2 separate regions of the Homo sapiens genome follow, and region 2 is linked to region 1. A link is an interaction called in ENCODE POLR2A ChIA-PET data of the cell type or tissue named here. Cell type or tissue: MCF 10A. All regions are shown on one strand. Links, peaks and the distances in the headings refer to the core of each region. The heading gives the core; the rest is flanking DNA. Region 1 overlaps ZYG11B (zyg-11 family member B, cell cycle regulator). Region 2 overlaps ZYG11B (zyg-11 family member B, cell cycle regulator).

Region 1 (4,396 bases), core at 161-4,160:
GTTTCAAATAGCTACAAGGATGATAGTGAATATTTCCAAAACAAATATTTGAGATGATGAATATGCTAATTACTCCAATCTTATCACTATACAGTATATGTACTGAAGCATCATGACATACCCCATAGATATGTACAATTATTATATGTCAATTTAAAAATACGCCAGCACCAGGCACAGTGGTTCACACCTGTAATCCCAGCACTTTGGGAGACCAAGGCAGGTGCATCATTTGATGTCAGGAGTTCGAGACCAGCCTGGCCAACATGGTGAAACCCTGTCTCTACTAAAAATACAAAAATTAGCTGTGCATAGTGTCAGGCACCTGTAGTCCCAGCTACTTGGGAGGCTAAGCCAGGAGGATCAAATGAACCCAGGAGGCAGAGACTGCAGTGAGCTGAGACTGCACCACTGCACTCCAGCCTGAGCGACAGAGTGAGATTCCATCTCAAAAAAAAAAAAAAAAAAAAGTAGGCCAGGCATGTTGGCTCATGCCTGTAATCTCAATACTTTGGAAGCCTGAGGCAGGAGGCTAACTTGAGGCCAGGAGTTCGAGACCAGCCTGGGGAACATGGCAAGACCCTGTCTCTACAAAAAATAAAAGAAGAAAAAGAAAATTTTTTAACACACAAAAAAGACTGCTACCAATATCATTGATCCTTTGAATTGAGTAAATAAGTAAAAAAATTTTAAATGTATATGTTAAACATTTTCTAAAATCAATATGCTATTAGAAACAGTATGATATTACCAGTTTTTTGTTTTTGTTGTTGTTGTTGTTGTTGTCGTTAAGAGTCTCATTCTTGTCGCCCAGGCTGGAGTACAATGGTGCAATCTTGGCTCACTGCAACCTCCACCTCCGTGTTCAAGCAATTCTCTCTGCCTCAGCCTCCTCAGTAGCTGGGATTACAGGCGCCCGCCACCACGCCGGGCTAATTTTTGTTACTTTTAGTAAAGACAGGGTTTTGCCATGTTGGCCAGGCTGATCTCAAACTCCTGACCTCAGGCGGATCGCCTGCCTTGGCCTCCCAAAGTACTTGGATTACAGGCGTGAATCACTGCCCTTGGCTGATATTACCAATTTTAAAAGTATTCACAAGGCGGGAGCACTGGCTCACGCCTGTAATCCCAGCACTTTCGAAGGCCTAGGCGGTAGATCACTTGAGGTCAGGAGTTTAGGACCAGCCTGGCCAACATAGTGAAATCCCATCTGTACTAAAAAAAATACAAAAATTATCCAAGTGTGGTGGCACATGCCTGTAACCCCAGCTACTCCGGAGGCTGAGGCACAAGAATTGCTTAAACCTGGGAAGCAGAGGTTGTAGTGAGCCGAGATCGCGCCACTGCACTCCAGCCTGGGTGACAGTGCAAGACTCTGTCTCAAGGAAAAAATAGTAACAGCAATAAATAAAAAATAAAAGTATCAACTGAATAACTTTTTTCCCAGTATGAATATTTTCAAACACGAAGAAAAATGTATAAAGCAACTTTTACAAATTGAGACAAGAACTGGCAACATGTTTCTTTGCATATTCTCAGTAGTATCAAATCTTGACTGTTTAAAGATGGAAATGATTTGTATAAAGAGATTAAATAATTCAGAACCCTTCTTGATGAAGAAGACAGGTAATCACACTAGGGTAACACAATTAGGGACAACAAGTTATTTTTCTGACCCTCAGTTTCCTCATCTGAAGGCAGTCTGAAAAGAAGAGGTAGAAAATACATTTCAAGCATGTAGCTTCTCAAAGACATTACTCTGAGGACAAATATTTAGTTAGACTTGCTTAAAACCCACTCCTATTATCTTATCCATATAAAGCATTCGCTATAGTGCCTGACATAATAATAAGCATTTAATAAATGTTAACTACTACTATTAGCTAGCAGTAGTTACATTTCCAAAGGATAACCCAATCTGGCAAAGTTAAGGCCTTAGCATTTGTTCTTTTGATTTACAAGATGAGTTTTCTTTTTTTAATCTAATATACTGAGCACTGGCTGGGTGCAGTGGCTCATGCCTGTAATCCCAGCACTTTGGGAGGCCGAGGCAGGTGGATCACTTGAGGTCAGGAGTTCAAGATCAACCTGGCCAACATGGTGAAACCCCGTCTCTACTAAAAATACAAAAATTAGCTGGGCGTGTTGGTGGGCACCTGTAGTCCCAGCTACTCAGGAGGCTGAGGCAGGAGAATCACTTGAACCCAGGAGGTGGAGGCTGCAGTGAGCTGAGATTGCACCACTGCACTGCAGCCTGGGCAACACAGCAAGACTCCATCTCAAAATAATAATAATAATAATATACTGAGCATAATCATTAAATTGGGATTAGAAAGAAATGCTAGCACTGGCATAATCTCTTAAATCGTTGTGCAGCTGTGTAAGGGACTTTTAACTTTAACATATATAATACAGAAATTTACCCTAGTTCCTATGACAGGTTGGAAAAATTCAAAGAGACTGCTGGCATGAGAAACTTTGTGAAAAACAAGCAATGTAGAGGTCTTCTTCTTTCCTAAATTATTCCAAAATGCCTCAGTTACAGCCTCATTTCATCCTACTCTTTCTTGGAACACATTATTGGCACTTATACTTAATAGTTTTATATATATAAAGCCACAGCAAAAGTATAAACCAGTATGTGGCATCCAGGAGCAGGGATACCTTTAATATAGGTGTAGGAAGGCTGTGTGGCACAGTGGAACGAGCATATATTTAAAATTGGACAGACTTGCACATGAATTAGGACTCCACTATTTACTTGCAGTATGACCCTCAGGACGTTACTTCTCTGAACCTCAGTTTATCTATATGTTAACGGGAATGATAATAGAGCTACCTTATAGAGTTTTTGCGAAAATTCCACGAAAATACATGTAAAATCCCTGGCACATAGGCATTCAATAAATGACAGCTATTATTATTGGCAAATTTACATTCTATTCTATAGCTGTGGACAAATCATATTCCATACTTATGAGTTTATCAACTGTAAAGATATAAAGGTGTATCTTTTTTTTTTTTTTTTTTTTGAGACAGAGTCTTGCTCTGTCGCCCAGCCAGGTGTGCAGTGGCACAATCTCGACTCACTGCAACCTCCGCCTCCTGGATTCAAGCGATTCTCCTGCCTCACCCTCTGAGCAGCTGGGACTACAGGTGTGCGCCACCACGCCCGGCTAATTTTTGTATTTTTAGTAAAGACGGGGTTTCACCACGTGGGTCAGGCTGGTCTCGAACTCCTGACCTCGTGATCCGCCCACCTTGACCTCCCAAAGTGCTAGGATTACAGGTGTGAGCCACTGCGCCCGGCCAAGATATATCTCTTTCAAATTAAAACTTGAAGTAACAAAAATACTCCATACATAAGCAAAACTACACAGATAAGAGCTTCCCAGTTGATTTTCAGCACTGGTTTTTGAAAACCAAAGTACTAAATTGGCTGTGATTTCCCATCTCAAAGGTCAAAATCAGAAATTAGTTTTTCCATAACAGTAATAATCCTCCTACTGTCAAATGAAGACATAAGGCTTTTTGTTATTGTTAGTTTGTTTGTTTTGAGACAGAGTCTTGCTCTGTCGCCCAGGCTGGAGTGCAGTGGTACAACCTCGGCTCACTGCAACCTCTGTCTCCTGGGTTCAAGCGATTCTCCTGTCTCACCCTCCCGAGTAGCTGAGATTATAGGCACGTATTGCCACACTCAGCTAATTTTTGTATTTTAGTAAAGATGGGGTTTCGCCATCTTGGCCAGGCTGGTCTCGAACTCCTGACCTCAGGTGATTCACCTGCCTCGGCCTCCCAAAGTGCTGGGATTACAGGCATGAGCCACCACGCCCGGCCCGATGTAAGGTATTTTATACTGGCAAACCTCCAAATGGATACAAGTTATAGGAGTTATTTCTGACATAAGAATGACTTCTCACCTGGGCATGGTGGCTCATGCCTATGATCCCAGTGCTTTGGGAGGCCAAGGTTGGAAGATTGCTTGAGGAAAGGAGTTTGAGGCCAGCCTTGGCAACAGAGTGAGACCTTATCTCTACAAAAATAAAAATAAAAAAATTAGCCAAGCTATAGTCCCAGCTACTCAGGAAGCTGAACCAGGAGGATCACATGAGCCCAGGAGTTTTGTGCTACTGTACTCCAGCCTGGGCAACAGAACAAGGCCCTGTTTCTTAAAAAATTTAAAAAAAAAAAAAGACTTCTCAAAGTCAAAAAACGTTTGCCCCATTAGAAATGAAAAATGTTGAAATTAGCCAGATGTGGTGGCACAAGCCTGTGGTCCCAGCTACACAGGAGGCTGAGCTGGGAGGATCACCTGAGCCCAGGAGGTTGAGACTGCAGTGAGCCGTGTTTGCACCACTGCACTCCAGCCTGGGTAACAGAGTGAGACCCTGTCAAG
Region 2 (4,396 bases), core at 217-4,216, 55 kb before region 1:
CTAATATAAATGAGCTATAGAATATCATTTCTTTGTCTTAACCATTTCAGAGAAGACTGCATTCAGACATGACTCAGTACAGAAGATGGAAGGTGATTAGAACATGGTAGTGAAAGAGAAAAAATTTTTCCAAAAGCACTTTTTAGTCTTAAAGATACACATTTGAAGATAAGTAGATCTTGGTTTGGAAACTAAGAAATAGAGAAATTAGGTGATAACTAACTAGTAGAACACTATGAAAAAGATGTATAATTATCCCTTCTATTTTCTACTGGTCTGAATAAAAATAGGTGGAACATAAGTTGGAGAAATAAAAAAAATGTTGGCAACATCAGCATTTATGAACCAAACAAAAAAAATAAGTTGAATAAAAATTAAATACTTCAGGTAATTAGTAATTTAATTATCAAGTTATCTAATTACAAACAGAGTTAGGCATCCAGTATGCACTTCTTAATTTTTGTTATTTATTTATTTATTTATTTTGATACGGAGTCTCGCTCTGTCGCCCAGGCTGGAGTGCAGTGGCGCGATCTCAGCTCACTGCAACCTCCGCCTCCTGGGTTCACGGCATTCTCCTGCCTCAGCCTCCCAAGTAGCTGGGACTACAGGCGCCTGCCACCACGCCCGGCTAATTTTTTTGTATTTTTAGTAGAGACGGGGTTTCACCACGTTAGCCAGGATAGTCTCGATCTCCTGACCTCGTGATCTGCCCGCCTCGGCCTCCCAAAGTGCTGGGATTACAGGCATGAGCCACCATGCCCGGCCTATTTATTTATTTTTACATTTATTTATTTATTTGAGACAGGGTCTCACTCTGTTGCTCAGGCTGGAGTGCAGTAAGGCGATCTCAACTCATTGCAGCCTCAACCTTCCAGGCTCAAGCGATTCTCCCACCTTAGCCTCCCAAGCAGCTTGGACTACAGGGATGTGCCACCACAACTGGCTAATTTTTTATTTTTTGTAGAGACGGGGTCTCACTATGTTGCTCAGGCTGAGCTCAAGTGATCTACCTGCCTTGGCCTTCCGAAGTGGTGGGACTACAGGTGTATGCCATCATGCCCAGGTTTTTTTATTTTTTAGTAGAGATGAGGTCTCACTATGATGCCTAGGCTAGTCTGCAACTCCTGAACTCAAGTGATACTACCACCTCAGTCTCTCAAAGTGTTGGGATTATAGGTGTGAGCCACCATGCCAGGCCCAGTATGCCCTTTAATAAATTATTACAAACTGTTTCCCCAACCAAATCTAGTGTTATTCCTTTTTTGAGAGTCTCATTCTGTCACCCAGGCTGCAGTGCAGTGGCGCCATCTCAGCTCACTGCAACCTCCACCTCCCAAGTTCAAGCGATTCTCATGCCTCAGCCTCCCAAGTAGCTGGAATTACAGGTGTGCACCACCATGCCCCACTAACTTTGTTCTTTCAGTAGAGACAGGGGTTTCAACATGTTGGCCAAGCTGGTCTCGAACTCCTGGATTGAAGTGATCCACCCACCTCAGCCTCCCAAAGTGCTGGGATTATAGGCATGAGCCACAATGCCTGGCCCAAATCTGGTGCTACTTCTAATTCCTTCAATGTGTCATTTTATTTTAGACCTTCCTACATTAATACGATGCTTTTTCTTCCTAAAAATCTCCTGCCTCTCCTTATCTTTCAACACTCAGGTCACAACTCACTTCCTCTGAAAGGTGTGTGTGTGTGTGTGTGTGTGTGTGTATTTACATTTGGAGTCTTGCTCTGTCACTCAGGCTGGAATGCAGTGATGCAATCATAACTCACTGCAGCCTCAAACTCCTGGGCTCAAGTGATCCTCCCAGGACTACAGGTATGTGCTACCCCACTGGGCTTCACCTTTAATTTCATAACATTCTATGGACATTTGGCATAACGGTATTTTATCTGATCCACATTCACTCTCCCTCACAAGGATATAAAATTCTTGTGTGCAGACACCATGTCTTTGTTCATTTTTGTATTTCAAGAGCATAGAACAAATTCCTAGCACTTGTCTTCAACAAATGTGAAATGAAGGAAACATGAAGAGTGATAGGTGGTAGAAAAAAGTCAAAATACTTTGCTTCTTTTAAAGCCAATACTTTTGGCTGGGTGTGGTGGCTCACGCCTGTAATCCCAGCACTTAGGGGGGCCCAGGCAGGCAGATCACCTGAGGTCAGGAGTTCAAGACCAGCCTGGCCAACATGGTGAAACCTCGTCTCTACTAAAAATACAAAAATTAGCGGGGCGTGGTCGTGGGCGCCTATAATCCCAGCTACTCGGGAGGCTGAGGCAGGGGAATTGCTTCAACCTGGGAGGTGGAGGTTGCAGTGAGCCAAGATCATGCACTGCACTCCAGCCATGGCGACGGAGTGAAACTCTGTCTCAAAATAAATAAATAAATAACCAATATTGAGGTGCCTGAGGGAAAAATTATGCATCTAGTAGGAATGACTCTTAGGAATGATCTCTAGACTAGGTTGCTGGTTTACTGTTAATTATGATACTAATTACCTGTATGCTACCATCTCACACTCTGGAGTTGGCCATTTCAAAATAGCTGAATGCTGGAAGACAAAAGACACACAAGAAAGGATTACAATATTTATTTAGCACTGCATTATTTACTACATTATGAGGCTTTGATAGTTTAACCACTATGAATGTCTTTTGTTGGTATGGAATGACCCTACCAAATCATCCAGCAGAGAATTCCTCTGGCTACGACTCAATGTCCAAGCTTGTTCACCTCTGGATATTAAATGGGCAATAATTCCAGCTGCAAAGTAACTGACTTCCACTTCCACACTGTGTAGGAGACTACTGATGTGGTCTATAAAATCTTTCCACATTAATTCAGAATGTAATTCTTGTACTTCAGCTATATTGTTCTGGAAAAAAAAAAGAAAATATAAAAATTAATGTAATATGTATAGTAAATGGTTAAGATAACTGTTTTTAGGCCCTGGATAACAGGCAATTCAGGAAGGTGAAAGAAAAGTATTTCCCTGAGAGAAAGTATTCAAATGAGGGCAGTTTACAGACTGCAATGAAGGTAAGAGTAAGCCAAAGACAAAGTAGCAGTTTTGTTGAAACAGAGATCATAGTTTAGGGTGGTCAAGCAGCAAAACTCTGTAGAACAGAGTGCTGGAAAGGACAAAGCTCCACACTCAGAGACAGAGCACACATGACCTGTACCCCAAATCTCTGGCTCAGTAATGACAAGGGTGAAACTCCAGGAGGCTAGGGAAAGAACTACCAGAAAGTAGTATATGAATAAATCCTAAAGTCACACAGGGATAGGAGTAGTTCACATTTCCACTAGCCAGACTCAAGAGACCTTATAATAAGCAAAGTATTTGATAGTAGTAGGGCTAAATTATATATGAACCGTAGGGTAAAGTCTGATAAGACGCCACTCTAACAAAACAAATAAATAGGGCTGGGTGTGGTGGCTCATACCTGAGAGGTTGGGAGTTTAAGACAAGCCTGGCCAACATGGAGAAAGCCCGTCTCTACTAAATACACAAAAATTAGCCAGGTGTGGTGGTGCATGCCTGTAATCTCAGCTACTTGGGAGGCTGAGGCACGAGAGTCACCTAAACCCGGGAGGCAGAGGTTACAGTGAGCTGAGATCCCACCACTGCACTCCAGCCTGGGAGACAGAGTGAGATGCCATCTCAAAACAAACAAACAAACAAACAAACAAACAAACCCAAAACAGCCAAGCATGGTGGTTCATGCCTGTAATCCCATCACTTTGGGAGGCTGAGGCAGGCAGATCACCTGAGGTCAGGAGTTCGAGACCAGCCTGGCCAACATGGAGAAACCCCATCTCTACTAAAAAAATAGAAAAATTAGCTGGGCGTGGTGTCATGTGCCTGTAATCCCAGCTACTCGGGAGGCTGAGGCAGGAGAATTGCTTGAACCTGGGAGGTGGAGGCTGCAGTGAGTGGAAATCGTATCACTGCACTCCAGCCTGGGCAACAGAGCGAGACTCCGTCTCACAAAGAAATAATAATAAAAATAAAATAAAATAAAATAACACATAAACAAGCTTCAAGAAGAGCAACTTGATCTGCAAGTAACTGCATGCAAGAACAAAGTATAAGACTCTTTAGAGAAAAATAATAAAACCTAGCAATCACCAAGTTACATTTCACAAGGACCGGCATCCAATAAAAAAATTACCAGGCATACAAAGGGGCAGAAAAATATGATTCATAACCAGGAGAAAAATCAATCCAAAGAAATGGACTAAAAAATAACAGAGATAATAGAATTAGCAGACAAGGACTTAAAGCAGCTATTATAAATATTATAAATATAATTCAGACATAAACATGAAGGGAGAAAATGAAGACATAAGAAAGACCTAAATGTAAATTTTTTTTTTTTTAGA

What was found. Peaks named below come from ENCODE experiments on the same cell type or tissue, not always from the same donor. Only the 100,000 strongest peaks of a DNase experiment are listed, where the experiment ranks them.
Region 2: POLR2A ChIA-PET joins it to region 1 with 5 read pairs; 4 of 35 experiments call an interaction of 5 or more read pairs at or near these places.

Annotation. Positions count from the first base shown.
Region 1 is chr1:52,756,835-52,761,230 of GRCh38, reverse strand. All of the region lies in intron 2 of ZYG11B (zyg-11 family member B, cell cycle regulator), which reads right to left. Among named protein-coding and RNA genes, the nearest start is that of ZYG11B, 33 kb to the right of the region's middle. In MCF 10A, for the core only: no CTCF peak of the experiment used is centred there; no DNase peak of the experiment used is centred there.
Region 2 is chr1:52,812,025-52,816,420 of GRCh38, reverse strand. ZYG11B (zyg-11 family member B, cell cycle regulator) reads right to left here. Exons shown (of 14, transcript NM_024646.3): 11 at 2,688-2,885; 12 at 2,509-2,561. Among named protein-coding and RNA genes, the nearest start is that of ZYG11A, 29 kb to the left of the region's middle. RefSeq lists an enhancer at 1,590-1,884. In MCF 10A, for the core only: no CTCF peak of the experiment used is centred there; a DNase peak (open chromatin) is centred at 1,740.